2 separate regions of the Homo sapiens genome follow, and region 2 is linked to region 1. The links are chromatin loops, found by intact Hi-C in ENCODE. Cell type or tissue: PC-3. All regions are shown on one strand. Each heading gives the region's core, and the rest is flanking DNA. Links, peaks and the distances in the headings are about the cores only. Region 1 overlaps RIC1 (RIC1 partner of RAB6A GEF complex). Region 2 overlaps RIC1 (RIC1 partner of RAB6A GEF complex).

What was found. Peaks named below come from ENCODE experiments on the same cell type or tissue, not always from the same donor. Only the 100,000 strongest peaks of a DNase experiment are listed, where the experiment ranks them.
Region 2: a loop joins it to region 1, with 2.0 times the contacts of the local background. A loop is called at or near these places in 2 of 110 quality-filtered maps.

What each region holds. Positions count from the first base shown.
Region 1 is chr9:5,711,260-5,719,757 of GRCh38, forward strand. It overlaps RIC1 (RIC1 partner of RAB6A GEF complex), which reads left to right. Exons shown (of 26, transcript NM_020829.4): 4 at 2,637-2,744. LOC124902115 (a long non-coding RNA gene) reads right to left here. Exons shown (of 2, transcript XR_007061409.1): 2 at 7,760-8,239. Among named protein-coding and RNA genes, the nearest start is that of INCR1, 86 kb to the left of the region's middle. In PC-3, for the core only: a CTCF peak has its summit at 4,035 (motif pointing left); a DNase peak (open chromatin) is centred at 3,972; H3K4me3 peaks cover 205 bases; H3K27ac peaks cover 1,652 bases.
Region 2 is chr9:5,770,226-5,778,723 of GRCh38, forward strand. It overlaps RIC1 (RIC1 partner of RAB6A GEF complex), which reads left to right. Exons shown (of 26, transcript NM_020829.4): 23 at 1-53; 24 at 2,339-2,516; 25 at 2,667-2,855; 26 at 3,733-6,332. The coding sequence ends at 4,021. Among named protein-coding and RNA genes, the nearest start is that of ERMP1, 59 kb to the right of the region's middle. In PC-3, for the core only: no CTCF peak of the experiment used is centred there; no DNase peak of the experiment used is centred there.

The DNA of each region.
Region 1 (8,498 bases), core at 137-8,136:
ATCTCCCAGATTCAAAAGTTGTCAACATCCCCCTCTCCCCATGCATGCATACTTTTTAATTATTAAAGCAACTTTCATATACTATATCATTCAACCCTAAATGCTTCTGTTTTGTCTGTAACAGGTAGACATTTTAAGGAAACCAAACCACAATATTATTACCCAACAGAATTAATAGTTTATTAGTGTCATCAAATACTCAGTCTGTGTTCAGTTTTCCCATTTTAACTCAGAGCTGTTATTTTAGGAGTTGGTCTGTTCAAATCAGGACATACGTCTTTTTTGTTTGTTTTCCTTTTTATCTTTATTTTATATATATATATATTTTTATTATACTTTAAGTTCTAGGGTACATGTGCACAATGTGCAGGTTTGTTACATATGTATACATGTGCTGTGTTGGTGTTCTGCACCCATTAACTCGTCATTTACATTAGGTATATCTCCTAATGCTATCCCTCCCTGCTGCCCCCACCCCACAACAGGACCTGATGTGTGATGGTCCCTTTCCTGTGTCCAAGTGTTCTCATTGTTCAATTCCCACCTATGAGTGAGAACATGCGGTGTTTGGTTTTTTGTCCTTGCGACAGTTTGCTGAGAATGATGGTTTCCAGCTTCATCTATGTCCCTACAAAGGACATGAACTCATCCTTTTATATGGCTGCATAGTATTCCATGGTGTATATGTGCCACATTTTCTTAATCCAGTCTATCATTGTTGAACATTTGGGTTGGTTCCAAGTCTTTGCTATTGTGAGTAGTGCCGCAATAAACATACATGCGCATGTGTCTTTATAGCAGCATGATTTATATTCCTTTGGGTATATACCTAGTAATGGGATTGCTGGGTCAAATGGTATTTCTAGTTCTAGATCCCTAAGGAATCGCCACACTGTCTTCCACAATAGTTGAACTAGTTTGCAGTCCCACCAACAATGTAAAAGTGTTCCTATTTCTTCACATCCTCTCCAGCACCTGTTGTTTCCTGACTTTTTAATGATCACCATTCTAACTGGTGTGAGATGGTATCTCATTGTGGTTTTGATTTGCATTTCTCTGATGGCCAGTGATGATGAGCATTTTTTCATGTGTCTGTTAAAGAGCTTCTGCGCAGCAAAAGAAACTACCATCAGAGTGAAGAGGCAACCTACAGAATGGGAGAACATTTTTGCAATCTACTCATCTGACAAAGGGCTAATATCCAGCATCTACAAAGGACTCAAACAAATTTACAAGAAAAAAACAACCCCATCAAAAAGTGGGCAAAGGATATGAACAGACACTTCTCAAAAGAAGACATATGTCTTTTTAAGTTTCCACTGAAAGGAGTCTACCTCTGTGTTGTTTTCTGTCTTAAGCTTTCTAGCCCTATTTGAATTTTAACTTCTGTATATATATTACTTTGGAAAATAAAATTTAACTTTAAAACCAGATATATTAATACATCGAAGACATCTCAGTAAATCATCACAGACTGTGTGTTCAGCAGTTTAAATGTGACTCCTATAAACTAATTACTTTCATGTCCTTTTTACAGGCTGTCACATCAGTCAGACATGTTAGTTGAACACGAACCTGTATGGTTAAACATTAGCTAGTTTAGTCATTTAGACTTAGAAGGAATTAAGTAAGTACTCCAGTTCATAGTAGTAGCAGGATAGAATGGTAATAAATCACCACAAAACTTTATAAGAAAAATAGTCTGTAACAAAAAAATAAGCAAAAATAAGTAAGAAAGAAAACTAAAAAAATGAGCATCAAAATATATTTCCCAAAGCCAGGAACTTTGAAAGCTATTGGACTTGTTTGCCTCTTTGTGCATATTTTAATAGTATCGACAAATTATAGGAATGTACTTGACTGGAAAGGGAGAGATGACATCAGCAGGCTAATTGTTGCCACAAGTGATAGCTGATGGTGAGAGACAGATAACTGTTAAATTCCAGCACAGGCACTGAAGAAGATACTGGTCTACCATGCCATGTGGAGATAAAGAATACAAAACAACCTGTAGTCCTTTGAAGGGTCGTGTGTGACAGTTCAGTTAAGTTGGCATTGACCCAGCACTCTACTGCAGCTATTTGATGCCAGGGATTTAAAATTTTAGGTATTTAGCTACTTATTACTAAGTAACTTGTGAAACATCTCCTAATTGCACCCTTGAATTTCACCTTAATTCTGATTCACACCCAAAGAATAGGAATGAAGGATAAGGTGTGGAGTAAGTAAAGATGAAGCCACACGATTTGGATCACTGGGACAGATACTGTATAGAATGATACTTTTTTCCATAGTTGTCCACCTTAGAAAGGGCCCTCAGGAATTTTAAACAAAATGCCTGTTGGTTCTCTTTAGAGTTAGTTCACTTTTATTTCAAGTGGGTTTTTTTCTCAGATTCTCTGCTCTTCTTCCCACCCTCCTAACACAAATTACATTGGTCAAACATTTATTTCCAATTGATAAGTAGATAATGTCTGCTATAATAGAATTTAAGTCTGTTTTTCATTTGAGAATCTGAAGGATGAATACCTGATTTGTAAGTTTTATTTCATTTACTTTATTTGATTGTATGTGTATTAGCCACAGAATGGAGGCAAATTCAGCATCTTTCTTTAACTCTATGCTGTTTGTTTTAGAGGAAGTCCACAAATGAAGGGGACACCCCATTTTAAGGAAGAACAGTGTGCTCCAGCATTAAATTTGGAGATGAGGAAAATACTGGATTTACAAGCACCCATCATGAGGTACAGTACTTTGGTTAAATTTGACATTGTGTGATGACAGTAGACAATGTAGTTCGTAAATCCCATGACCAACAGGAAAGTTAGTTTAATTTCTTTTAATTCAAGATAACTTCTTAGTTCTGGAAATGCTTGATTAACCCTTATAAGACAATGGAAGTTTTACAGATGGCACTTAATACTTAAATTATTATAATAAAATTGAATATACCAACTATAATCTTATTTTGAAATTTATATTTTATAAGGTCTAGAATTGTTTGATTGAGTGATAACAGTCCATATTTCCCAAAACAATACTGATGAAAGCACACAAGTTGAGGAAAAGAGAAAGTGCCTTTGTTTCCAAAGTTGCCATAAGCTTCTGGGAAGTTTATATACACTTGGAAGAAAGTTACACTTTTTCATCCAAGTATGAATAAAGGTTTTATGACAAAGTGGCCAGAAATACCAGAATACCAAAAATCTATTTTATACCCATTGGTAGAAAAAATCTTACCTACAATTTGGCTTTATTTCTTTAATTGTTGTTCCACTATTGATGTTTTAGTTGTCACTTAGTTTAGCTGCATATCTTTTCCATTGTGTAGATATAAGAAAATTTATTTAAACGATACGCAGCTGTAAAAACATTGAGGACATTCTTTATGGAAAAAAATCTTTCCAAATATGTTGTTGGGTGAAAAAAGCAAAATGCTTATGTTGCTAATGTTTGTTTTTAAAAGGGAGATGAGGTATCTCCATCTTGTTTAAAAGAGAGAGCATGTATTTTTCTGGAAGAATACATAAGAAACTGGGGATGAGAACTGAGTAGCTATGGGACAGGTTTGGGGGAAAAGCTTTTTATTGTGTACTCTTTTTTAATATTGAACTATGTAAATGTATTGAATTATATGAATGTCATGCTACTTTTAAAAAAATCCCTCTGACTCACAGTTCTAAGTAAAGGTTTATTTCACCATTTCTCTTGTTAGAGTACTGTACAGAATGATACTGAAACATTAAAACTATGCAAGTGGCTGGGTATTGTCTTGCCTTGTTTGGTCCATCCCCTTCATATCTTATTCTCATAGAAAAGAACACAATTATTATTTGCTTAAATGTAATCAGTGTTACAGAAGATTGAGTTCAAAGTTACTCATCGCCTTGGTCACAAGGTTATTCATCACTTCACATTTTATTTATTTCAGCATGGGAATCGTTTTCAAGAAAGTAACTTGATACATAAGGAATTCTGAGTGTCTGTAGGTACCAAGAAAAGGTGGAATTGTACAGGCTTGGCTTTCTACCTCCACCTGGTGGGAAACCTTGTATGGTGCATGGAAATAGAATAGAAAAAGAGCCAAAAAGAAAAAAAAACAATTCTGCCATCTTGTCCAAGTTTAACCTGTCAGGTGCTAGGTTTTAATCTATGAATTTAGGTGGTTGGAAATCTGTAAGGTTTCTCTCAAAACTCCAGTGAAATAACTGCATTTCAGAACAAAGTTATCAGCACCTGAAACACATAACTGCTGGAAATTTGAAATTTGCTATAGATTTTAAATCGAGTGAGAAGACATGAAACTTAGATTTTTATAACCAATTATTTTCCCTCCTGTCACCACAAATATAAGTCAGATAAGGCTAGGATATTGGTTATGCTGTTGCTTATAGGGGTAAGAGTACTATCTCATCTTTTATTTTTGATTTGAAGAAAAAATATTAATGTTAAGCATCTAACTTTTGTTATTAATTGAGGATAGAGAATGTTTAGAAGGTAAAAACATAATTTTAATGAGAGTTTCCCCTCCCCTCCCTTCCCCTCCCCTCCCATCCCCTTCCCTACCTCTCTCCCCACTCCTCCGACAGGGTCTCACCTTGTCACCCAGGCTGAAGTGCAGTGGCACAATCACAGCTAATTGCAGCGGCATGATCACAGCTCACTGCAGCCTCAGCCTCCTGGGCTCCAGTGATCTCACCTCAGCCTATCAAGTAGCTGGGACTACAGGCACACGTCACAGCACGCTAATTTTTTGTACTTTATTGTAGAGACAAGGTTTCACCATGTTGTTGAGGCTGGTCTCAAACTCCTAAGCTCAAGCGATCTCCCCTCCTTGGCCTCTCAAAGTGCTGGGATTGCAGGTGTTGAGCCACCACACCCAGCCAAGATCCTAAATTTAAACATACATTTAACACACACGCACACCTGGGATACCACATAGCTCTCATAAAATTAATGAAGTCAATGATTGAAGAGGCTCTCTAAGGATATAACTTAGAGTGTATTTACCTAAATTTTTAAATGTACTCATTAACAGTTGTGATATTAAAAATATTTCAGAACCAGGCTGGGCACGGTGGCTCATGCCTATAATCCCAGCACTTTGGGAGGCCAAGGGGACAGAAGGGCAGATCATGAGGTCAGGAGTTTGAGACCAGCCTAGCCAACATAGTGAAACCCTGTCTCTACTAAAAATATAAAAATTAGCTGGGTGTGGTGGCACACGCCTGTACTCCCAGCTACTCAGGAGGCTGAGGCACAATAATTGCTTGAACCCGGGAGGCAGAGGTTGCAGTGAGCTGAGATTGTGCCACTGCACTCCAGCCAGGGCAACAGAGACTGTGTCTCAAAAGAAACAAAAATTTAAGAACCAATACAGCATGAAAAGACATGGGTTATTAGTTATCGAACAGGGTTCTGACATCGCCCTACTACGCCAATAATGAATCCTTCAGTTGGCCAGATTTTTCTGAGGGAGGGGAGTCAGTTGTAGCAAACACTTAGGTGACTTGGGGCAAGGTCTATTTACCAACATTTATAGAATTATTAGTATTTTAACAACTGACACCAGCTTTTTTATTTCTAAATTTTTTTAGAGGTGGTAGTCTCACTGTGCTGCTCAGTTGGTCTCGAGCTCCTGGGCTCAAGCATTCCTCCTGCCTCAGCCTCCTAGTAGCTGGGATTATAGGCACAAGCCACCACGCCTGGCTCAGCCTTTGTTTTAACAAGTTTGTCCACTTTCAATTAAATGAGAAGGATATATCTATCTCTTCCTGTAGATTATTTATTATGTCTGTCACAGTTTTTAAAAAGCCTATCTGCTAATTCCAATATCAAGATTATCTATAAGTCTATTTATATTGATGGATTTTTCTCTTGACTCTAGGTTACATTTTCCTGTTTATTCACACATCTGGCCAGTCATTTGTTTGTTGCAGCATCACTGATTATCATGTTATAGAGATTATGAACTCTTAATTTTGTCAGACGATTGTTGAGTTTTGTCTAGCAGGTAGTCAGATTACTGGAGGATAACTCTGTTGTATACAGTGATTTTCTAGGGAGATAGGGTTAGGGGAGAGGGAGAATGTAGTTTGGAATAAACGATGCTGACTCCTTCCAAGGAAAATCACTGGTAAACCAGTGACTACTCTGCTAAATTGCCTCTCTTGACATTGTCAACTTGAAGTAATCAAAAGGATCAGATTCTGGAATTAATGCAAGCAGAAAGCTGACCAATCCGGGAGAACAGACTTCAGAAAATGGGGTCAGTGTTCCAAAGTTAAAAGTTCAGTTCTTGCAGGCCAGGCACAGTAGCTCACACCTATAATCCCAGCACACTGGGAGGCCGAGGCGGGTGGATCACCTGAGGTCAGGAGTTCAAAACCAGCCTGGCCAACATGGTGAAACCTTGTCTCTACCACAAACAGAAAAATTAGCTGGGCGTGGTGGCGCATGCCTGTCATCGCAGCTACTCAGGAGGCTGAGGCAGGAGAATCCCGGGAGGCGGAGGTTTCAGTGAGCTGAGATCGCGCCACTGCACTCTAGCCTGGGCAGCAGAGTAAGAGACTGTTTAAAAATAAAAAAAAAAAAAGTTCAGCCAGGCGCAGTGGCTCACGCCTGTAATCCCAGCACTTTGGAGGCCAAGGTGGGTCGATCACCTGAGGTCAGGAGTTCAAGACGAGCCTGGCCAACACGGCGAAACCTTGTCTCTACTAAAAATACAAAAATTAGCTGGGCATGGTGGCGTGCGCCTGTAATCCCAGCTACTAGGGAGGCTGAGGCAGGAGAATCACTTGAACCTGGGAGGCAGAGGTTGCAGTGAGCTGAGATGGTACCACTGCACTCCAGCTTGGGCAACAGAGCAAGACTCCGTCTCAAAAAAAAAAAAAAAAAAAAAAAAAAAGTTCAGTTCTTGCTTATATAGGTGGAAAATAAAGTTTAGTAGGATTATAATGTTTTCTATACAAGGCTGGTTTATGAGTTACAATTTAGTTACAGTTTGTTTTCTTTATGGCTTGTCTTTACAGCTAGTTTTCATTTCCAATTTAAAAAGAGTGTATTTAACATTCCATTTTAAGACAATGTGATAGCCATGAAGTCTTTGTGTAAGAAAGATAAGAGGGAAGTTAATCTACCATGAAGATCAACAGTGAAGAGGGAAGGGGTCTTCCCTGGAGCCCTTTAGTCATTTACAGCATTTATAAAACAATACAGTAAGGAAGAAAGCTAATCTATAATCAGAGAAAGAAAGATGACAGCTGCCTAGATTATAGCTGCCTATTGTGTGACTCAGGCCCCATAATTACATTTCTTTAAGGCTCAAAAGTAATTCAGATTTCCAACAGCTTAGATTTTGAATTACATATTTTCATAGCATATAGTAGTGCATCTAAAACATAAACTTTTTATACTCTACCCACCAAATGATACACATAGATTTTATCACTGAAATATAAATTTGAAATTAATATATAATGCTTTAAAAAGTGAAATGTCTAAAAACTGGGAATTTTAATTGATTACAAATGGCTGTGAAGTTCAAGAAATAGAGCTGGGTAAAGAAACATCTGTTTCTGATCTTTTTCAGTATTTTTATAGTTGGGGAAAAAACAGCAAATTCTACATTAGCTGAAATCTTTGGAGTATGAGTAATTGAAGTCAACTTTCCAAAGAATTAAAGGTTTAGTTTAAGAATTAAAATACTAAAAGACATTTTTTTCATCATTATGGATTAAAATATTTCAGAAATATGCTCTTAAGTATGAAAAGGAATTTAATAGTATTTAATAGGGTATATATAATATACACATAACATTTTTTGTTTTTCCTTATATAGTATTTGATACTTTGAACACTCTTTCTTAAATTCATCTTACTTCCTTGGCTTTCTTGATATCAGTTTCTACTGGTTTCCCTGGTTGTCTTTTTCTTTGTGCCAGTACCTTTGCGGTCTCATTTATGGGTTCCTCTTTCCTCTAACCCTTTCCCTCTTCTTGCCTCCTTTGCACAAATATTTAGTGACAGATTTAACTAACACTGCCCTTGGGGCTGTGCATACAGAGGTGAGCAAAACAGGCTATTTCCCCATTAAAGAAGTAAATGCTGAATATCTTCATAAATATTGATAAGTGATGAGATCATGCTATGTAACTATTTTTGATTTCTTGCCTGAGAAGTCCTCTGAAGACGGAGAATATTTTATTCATCCTCGAATATCCAGCACACAGTATAGCACCTGTCACAGAGGATAGGCTCAGTAAATGTTTGTAGAAGGAATGAACAATGTGAGACTTGCTAATACCTAAGAAATATATTGGCCTGGAACTATACTCCAATACAGTAGCCACTAGTCACACATGAATTTATTTAAATTTACATTAATGAAAAGTAAATAAAATTTCAGTTATTTTATTGCACTAGCCATATTTCAAGTGTATAGTCACCACATACAGCTCATAGCTACTGTTTACAGATAGCACAGATATAGAACATTT
Region 2 (8,498 bases), core at 239-8,238, 59 kb after region 1:
ATCCCATGGACCACAAATGCAAGATGCCTTCTTGTCACCTTTATCTAATAAAGGTAAATGTAATTTTAAATCCTAGCTCTTCAGTTCCTTTGAAGAAAATTTATGTGCTATAGCACTTCAGAGATAGACCTTCATTCTTTTTCTATCGTGATGGAGGATTAACCATTTGTATCCACTGGAGAGGTAGAAAGTTTGTAGAACAAGGCCAAACTGGCCTTGACTGTACTTTGCCATATTTATTTTATGTGAACAAAATAAATAGTACAGATCAACATTAATAGATGAATCTTTGTAAATCAATTTTGATGATAAGGAAACACTAACTTTGAGCCCCAAGTAAGCAAAATGTTATCCTCATATAAAGAATTCCATTTTTATCATAATTAGATGTGGATCATAACAAATTTTACTGCATTATCATTTTTATGTTTTTTATTTATTTTTCTTTTGGAATATGTGAGGAGGTAATGTTTTTTATTTCATCAATAAAAATTGTGGACATTTGCTTTTTCTCTTGCTATATAAGTTCCTACATAATATCCTTGATTTTGCCTCTTGGCCTTAAAAGCTTGTAGTATTTACTATCTGGTGCTTTTACAAAAAAATGTACACCAACCTCTGCTCTGTAGTAATGGGTAAATCACAAACTGAAGAGGTTTTGAAGCAATTTGTGTTGGCATAGGGTTATATAGTATAGGAGCTTAAACAACAATTTGTCTGAGTTTGCAGTTTTTTTAGTGGCCAGGCATTTGTCTAATGTTTGATTATCAGTCTGTCATCACTATTACCTGAGCTTCTGCTATGTGAGGAGGCTTACAGATCTCATTAGTTTTGTTTTAAATTGTGGTAGAATACACAATTTAACAGCTTAACCGTTTTTAAGCAGAGTTTGTAGTGTTAATTATGCCCACATTGTTCTGCAATCAGCCTCCAGAATGCTCTTCATCTTCAAAACGAAAACTCTGTATATGTTACTTAATAACAGCAGCTCCTCATACCTTCTTCCCCCAGCCAGTGGCAACCACCATTTTATTTTTTCTCTCTGAATTTGACTATTCTAGGTACTTCATATAAGGAAATCATATAGTGTTTGTCTTTTTCTGACCAGCTTATTTCACTTAGCATAATGTCCTCATGTTCATCCTTTTTGGAGCATGTTTTATTCCTTTGTATGCAGATACCACGTTTTGTGTATTCTTCTGATGATGGACACTTGGGTTGCTTTTACTTTTGGCTATTGTGAATTATGCTGCTGTGAATGTGGGTATATAATATTTCTGTGAGACTCTGTTTTCAGTTATTTTGGGTATATATATCCAGAAATGGGACTGCTGGGTCATAATTCTACTTGCATTTTTTTTGAGGAATCGCCATGTTTCCCATAGCAACTGCACCATTTTAAATTATCAGCAGTGGACAAGGGTTCTATTTTCTCCACATCTCACCAACACTCACTTTCAGTTTTTTGATAGTAGTCATCCTAATGGGTGTGAGATGGTGCCATCACTTTAGAAAACTTTTTTCAAGAGATAATTTCAAATATATTAAAAAGTACAGTTAATAATATAGTGGGTTCTCCTCCCTCCCCCATGTGGCCGTCACTCAGCTTACATCACTAATGGCCACATATGTTTGTTGTACCTCCCCACTCTTGTATTAACTGAAGAAAATCCATGACATATTATCTATAAATATTTCAGTTTTTTTCCTACAAGGACTCTTTAAGAATTATGACCAAAATACCATTATCATCCCTATAAAAATTTGATAATTCCTTGGTACCATCAAATATCCATTAAGTATTCAGATTTCTAATTGTTTCATAGACATCATAATTTTGTATAGGTTAAGATTTAAATAAGGTTCACATATTGTGATTGTGTTCTTAATTCTCTTTTTAAGTGGATGTTCCCCCACCCTCTCCTTTTCCCTTCCTTGCAGTTTATTCATGGAAGAAATTTGGTTTTGTGGATTTTCTCACAATAATGATTTTGCTTATTACATCTCCATGGTTTAGTTTAACAGTTTCCTCTATTTCCTGTAGTAGCTGAATGTAAAGACTTGGTCAAACTCTAGCTAGATTTTATTGAGGGAGTTGGGGAAGACTGCTTCATAGGTGGTGGTAGTATATTTTTCCATCTAAAGGTACATAATGTCGGTTATCTAATTCTTTCTTTAAATGTTTTCTATGTTCACATGGTAATTTTAGCCATGGATTTCATGTTTTAGTTTCAAGATCCTGAGAAATCAACATCTGAGGAACAGCTAATATTTAAAATTAAAGGAAAATATATTTTCTCCACGAAGTTGGTTGTAACTTTTGGCAATTCTTCATCAGGTGATGAATGCAGTATTGGTTCAGCCACAGACTTGACTGAAAGTAGCTCCATGGTGGATGGCGACTGGACAATGGTGGATGAAAATTTCTCTACACTCAGTTTAACTCAGTCAGAGCTGGAGCACATTTCCATGGAGTTGGCCAGTAAAGGGCCTCATAAATCCCAGGTCCAGCTTCGGTGAGTTTCTTGGCTATTTGAAATCACAGAATGCCTACTCAGAGTATTTGGGCAAATAGGTATGGGGCTACTCTCCTAATAATCATTGCACTTCTGTACATCTTATAGATCTTTCTTAGCATAAATCATTTTGTTTCTGCTTATATTTAGGTATTTGCTACACATTTTCATGGAGGCAGGGTGCCTAGACTGGTGCATCGTTATAGGCCTGATTCTTAGAGAATCCTCAATAATCAATCAGATTTTGGTTATTACACAGTCTTCAGAGGTAGATGGAGAGATGTTACAGAACATAAAGACAGGGCTCCATGCAGTGGACCGATGGGCCTCTACAGACTGGTAAGTGCTGCTTTCCTTAGGCTTGGTGTCCTTCCATGTCTTTTGGTGAATCCTGTCCTTTCACATTAAGGCCTAGTTATGGTTCATGTGTTACATTTTATTTATTTATTATATATTATTTATTATATGTTCATTTTTAAGCTACTTTCTTTAGTAATCATTCTATACCCAGCTATTTAAATGGATAATTCCATCGAGTAAGGTTACACTGTTGGTCAGTGTATAATTTATAGTGTGAATGTATATCACTGACTTAAGATTGATGCAGTGCAAATGAGCTTAGAATTAGACTGGAACTTCAGATTTGCATCCCTGTGAAATTGAAAGCAATGGTCTACAAATATCTACTTGAAAAGATTCAAACTTAAGGTCCATGTGAATTTAACATTCCATGGCAGTTACAAGCAAATCCAAATTAGAGTTGTGGTTGCAGTTAAGAGCCTTGGACTCTAGCCCTGTCTTTATTACCAGTTAATGTGTGTATTTGGAGCTAGTTACTTCCCTTACTTGGATCTGGTTTTCCTTAATTGGCAAATGCATTTAGGTTAAATGTTGTCTGAAGGTCCTTTTTCAAGTCTAAGCTCCTGTTGGCCTTTCAATTGTAAAATATAATTTTTAGTTGTAATACTGGTTCTAAAACATCAGCCTTTGCCCCTAATGCTTAGAAACTTAAGCCTCAGGCTTATGCAATGTGCAGCCCCCTCTGCTGGGCAGGACAGCCAAGAAGCCTTTCCTCCCTACCTTCTTTGCCTCCTCTCTCCCCTCCTAATCTATCGTCGTCTTTACCATATCAATGTTCAGTAGAAGTTCACCCGTAATGTTCTACCAAACCTTTTGAATTATGGCAGATGAGCTAATGTTTTTTTTCTCTACATAGTCCTGGATATAAGCCATTTTTAAACATCATTAAGCCACAACTGCAGAAGCTCAGTGAGATAACAGAAGAGCAGGTCCAGCCAGATGCCTTCCAACCAATAACTATGGGTAAGACTCCAGAACAGACTAGCCCCCGGGCAGAGGAGAGCAGGGGCTCCTCCAGCCATGGAAGCATCCCCCAGGGTGAAGTTGGAAGCAGCAATATGGTCAGCCGGAAAGAGGAGGACACAGCCCAAGCAGAGGAGGAAGAACCTTTTCAGGATGGGACTTACGACTGTTCTGTGTCCTAACAGTGAGGTTCCATCACAAAGGGGCAGTATTAATTAGCAGCAGCGTGCAGCTCAGTACGTTGTAACATAGTTGGATGATTTAACAGGAGAACTCAGTTCAGAGACTCTTCGGTAAGTATTAGTAGATTTTAACTAATTCTTTCTTGTCTAAGAAATCTTTTTGACTCCATAAAAATGTGATATAAAGCATCTTTCATAAAAAAATTTTAAGCTGCAGTGAAAAGTAAATATTGTACAGATGTACATGAGAATATTTTGGTTTTACTCAAAGGTTGGTAGCTCTTAAACCACAGGAATTGTTTTGCCCCAGGTGAGCTTACTTTTTCACTACTTACATCTTCTCACATTTCCCGGTTCTGCATTATGTCCAGATTGCTTTTTAAAAAATAAATGCTAAGGTGCTTGCTATAGTCTGTCAGGTACTTGAGCTACCTGTTTGCTCCCTTGGATACAGCTGGACTCTTTAATCAGTCCTCCTGAATAGATTGCTACCCTGGGGCACAATATGTGCCAGTGTGATGGAAACATTCTCCTTGGCTTTACTAGCCAGTCAAATCCCAGTCCAGAATTGATGGAAGCTATTTACCTGTGAGTTAATGTGCTTGTTTTAGCAAGCTTGATTCCCATTAGACCAATGTGGGCAGAGGTCTGAGGGGGTTCTTCTCAATTTTGCTGTTAGATACCACTAAACTATTTTGTATTAAAGAACAGTATCTTTTTGTGAATACTCTTGTGTAAATATATTCAAAGGCACTGTTCATATTTTAGGGCTTGTATTATAATTTGCAAGGTTTTAATGCTGGATTCTGCATGTCTACACATACAAAGACAGGGCTTGCTCCTCTGCAAAACTGAGGAAGACAGGTTTATTGGCTTGGTCATGAAGTAACAGAAATGGTCACACTGATCATGAAATGCAGCAAGTTTTGTGCAAATTAACATAGTCTCTTATTTATTGCTTTTGTAAATTGAATAAAGATGGACTTCTATGTAAATAGACTGCTGAATCCTGTATTACCACGGCTACTAAAAATTAGTGTGTAAAGAATGCATTCTTCATTGTAAACTTAAAGTATTTTATGTACTTCTAGAAATGACTTAAATTTGTTTTCATACATTATGAAAACAACTGCATACTCCTTAATTGCTTTAAACACCCATCCACTGTATGTAATTCTAATTACCTTATAACAGTATTAAGACAGCTTGTTTGTACTGTGCAATTTGAACAAGGAATGCAATGTTATTTTTTACAAAAAACAAACTTGTTTATTTTTATAATAACGATGTATTTGATGTGGACCAAATTCGTACCACTATCTAAAATAGCCTCTTTTCTCATAGTGCAGTTGTAGTTTAGAAACAAAACTTGGTCCTCTCTCCTTGCTTTTTAAAGTAAATGGCTAGATTTAGTTGTCTTAGCCAGGTTTCCTTTGAAGAGAAACTCAAAACCATTTTGAAACTGCTTAGTTCAGAATACATCGAAGTATTTAAAATTACTGAGTTGGGTAATTTACTATCATTTACTTTTTACATTACAAGTGCAATAATATTTCACAAAATGAAACTCCCGAATGGGTGGAGTATGTGATTATTGGTACCTGGTCCTTCTGGTGCTATTTTTATTTAAGTCTTTGTTTCAAACCACCTTTCCCTGAATCTTAAAGATAATGTTTTGCATGTGAGTACATGCAGCCCAGCAAGAAACTAAACTGAACTCTCTTCTCCTATCCTAGTCCATTAAGGAGAAGAACCAGCATTGCTTTTGTGTTTGGTGTGAATATTCAGTCAATAAAAATGATTTACCATTATAAAGAGCTGTGATCTTTTCAAGTATCTGAAATAAAACACTGTGCTGCTGAGTTCATCTCAAACATTCTTGAAAGCAGGGCACCAGTATAAGTTAACTGTATTCCTGTGGGTTAGGCCGTGAATGAATCATTTCTTTTATACAATATTCTTTTACAACTAATAGAGATAGGAGGCCCCCAGGCAAGAAGTTTGGCAGGTTTACAGAAAATTTGGTAATTTATTTGTTATATACCTTAATTTTTAAAAACCCATTTTTATTGTGGTGTTTGGTTCACATATCAACTGTTTAAGCCATAATTTTAGCCAATGAATTTAAATATTCAGTATAACTATTTGAGGTTTACTAGATGCATTTATTAATAAATTATTTGCTGAAACCAAAACAAGTCATTGGGGGTGTGGGAATAAAATCAACCTTTGCTTGTAATTAAAGTTGCTGCTATTTCTGTAATGTGTATTTTTCTCCCCTTGGTAAAGGGCAATAAAACCATTACACAAACTTTGGTTTATTCATCATCTCAGGTTAACAGCCACGAAAATCATCTTTTCATTATATAATTCTGCTTCTTAGAATTTTCCTTATGAAATGAAATTCAGACAGATTTATTTAAAATATTTATTTATATGTAGATTTAGAATGACAGCATCAAGAGTTCGCAACATCCTAGATGCCTGACAGTAAAATACTGGAGGAAACAGCCCATGTCGATGACATGGAAAATGTTCAAAATATAATGAAGGAATGACAGAAAATTATGTATACCTTAAGATACCTACCAAGCAAACAAAATTTTACATGTAAGTATAGAGGAACCTAGGCGTCATTTCTAATAAGCGGGATTAAAAAGTACTTTGACTTTTTCCCATTTTCCTAATTTCAGTCTCCATGGATTTGCCTATTCTGGACATTTCATATAAATGGAAACATATAGTATGTGAACTTTTCTATCTCACTTCTTGGCACCAAAGCATGTTGTTATTTTGGCTGTAGCCATCCAAGTTGTATATGAAGTAGTGTCTCATCATAGTTTAGATTTTCATTTACCTAATGGTTAATGTAAATCTTCTCGTAGGATTATTAGCCATTTGTCTATTTTTGAAGAAAAATGTCTGTTTAATTAGGTCGTTTCATTGTTGACTTGCTGGAGTTCTTTATATATTCTGGATACTACTCTTTTATGTACATATAAATTGCAACTATTTCTTCATTCTGTGGGCTTTTCACTTTTTTAGGTTTCAATATTCAAGTTTTTTTTTTTAAGTAATGTTAATTACAGCATTTGAAGGGGAGGATCTAATTCCACACAAAATGGAAGACTCTAAAATGTACCCATTAAATACTGCTAAAAAAAAAAAACAAATTGAGTGGTGAGAATACAACAGAAGTCTGACTTAGACTGAGTGTTGTCAGCATGTGATTACAATCACACGGACTCTGAATCATTTCACTTTCTCCATAATGTCCTTTGAAACACTGTTTTTAAGTCCAACTTATTTTTTCTTTGGTTGCTTGTGCCTAATCCAGGGTTATGAATATTTACGACTAAGTTTTAAGAATTTTATAGTTATATCTCCTACATTTAGGTCTTTGATCCATTTTGAGTTAATTTTCATATATGATATGAAAGAGAGATCTGACTTCGTTCTTCTAACGTGGCTATTCAATTGTCAGAGCACCATTTATGGAAAGGATTTTTTTCCCATTGTCAAAAATCAACTATAGAGGTATGGGTTTATTTATAGATTCTTAATTGTATTCTAATGATCTATAATATCTTCTTATGCCAATACCACATTGCCTTGATTTCTGTTGCTTTGTAGGAAATTTTGAAAGCGAGAGTCCTAAGTTTGTTTTTTCTAGGTTGTTTTGGCTATTCTAGGTCCCTTGTATTTCCATATGAATTGCAGGATCAGCTTGTCAATTTCTATACTAAAATAAAGGCAGTTGGGATTTTCATAAGCGTTGTATTCATGACATAAAGCAAATGTGGAGAATATTGCCATATTAAGCCTTCCAGTCCATGAACATGAGATGTCTTTCCATTTATTGGGTTTTTAATGTCTTTTAACAGTGGATTATAATTTTTGCTAAGTCTCATACTTTTGTTAGATTTATTTCTAAGTATTGCTACTGTAAAAAAAATGGAATTTCCTGTTTTTGGATTGTGTATATAAATACAATTGCTTCTGTATATTGACATTGCATCATGCAACATCAAACTTTTTCTTTTTTGTGGATTCCTTAGGATTTTCTACATTGAAGGTCATGTTGTTTGCAACCAGAGATAGTTTGAACTCTTCCTTTTCAATCTGGATGCCTTTTCTTTCTTTCTCCTGCCAAACGGTCCTGGCTAGAGCCACTAGTACAATGCTTATTAGGTGGCAATAGTGGATATCCTTGTCTTCTGATCTTAGGGAGAAGCTTTCTCTCATCACTAATTATGATGCTAGCTGTGGGTTTTTTATTGATAAGCTTTATCTGGTTGAGGATGTTGCCTTCTGTATAGTTTGTCTTTTACAAAAATCCAAATCCCTTCCATGATAAAAACACTCAACAAACATACATTGCATCTACTGAAGTAGTCATGTGGTTTTTATCCTTTATTCTATTAATATGGTACATTACACTGATTTTCAAATGTTTTTGTTTTAAGACAGAGTTTTG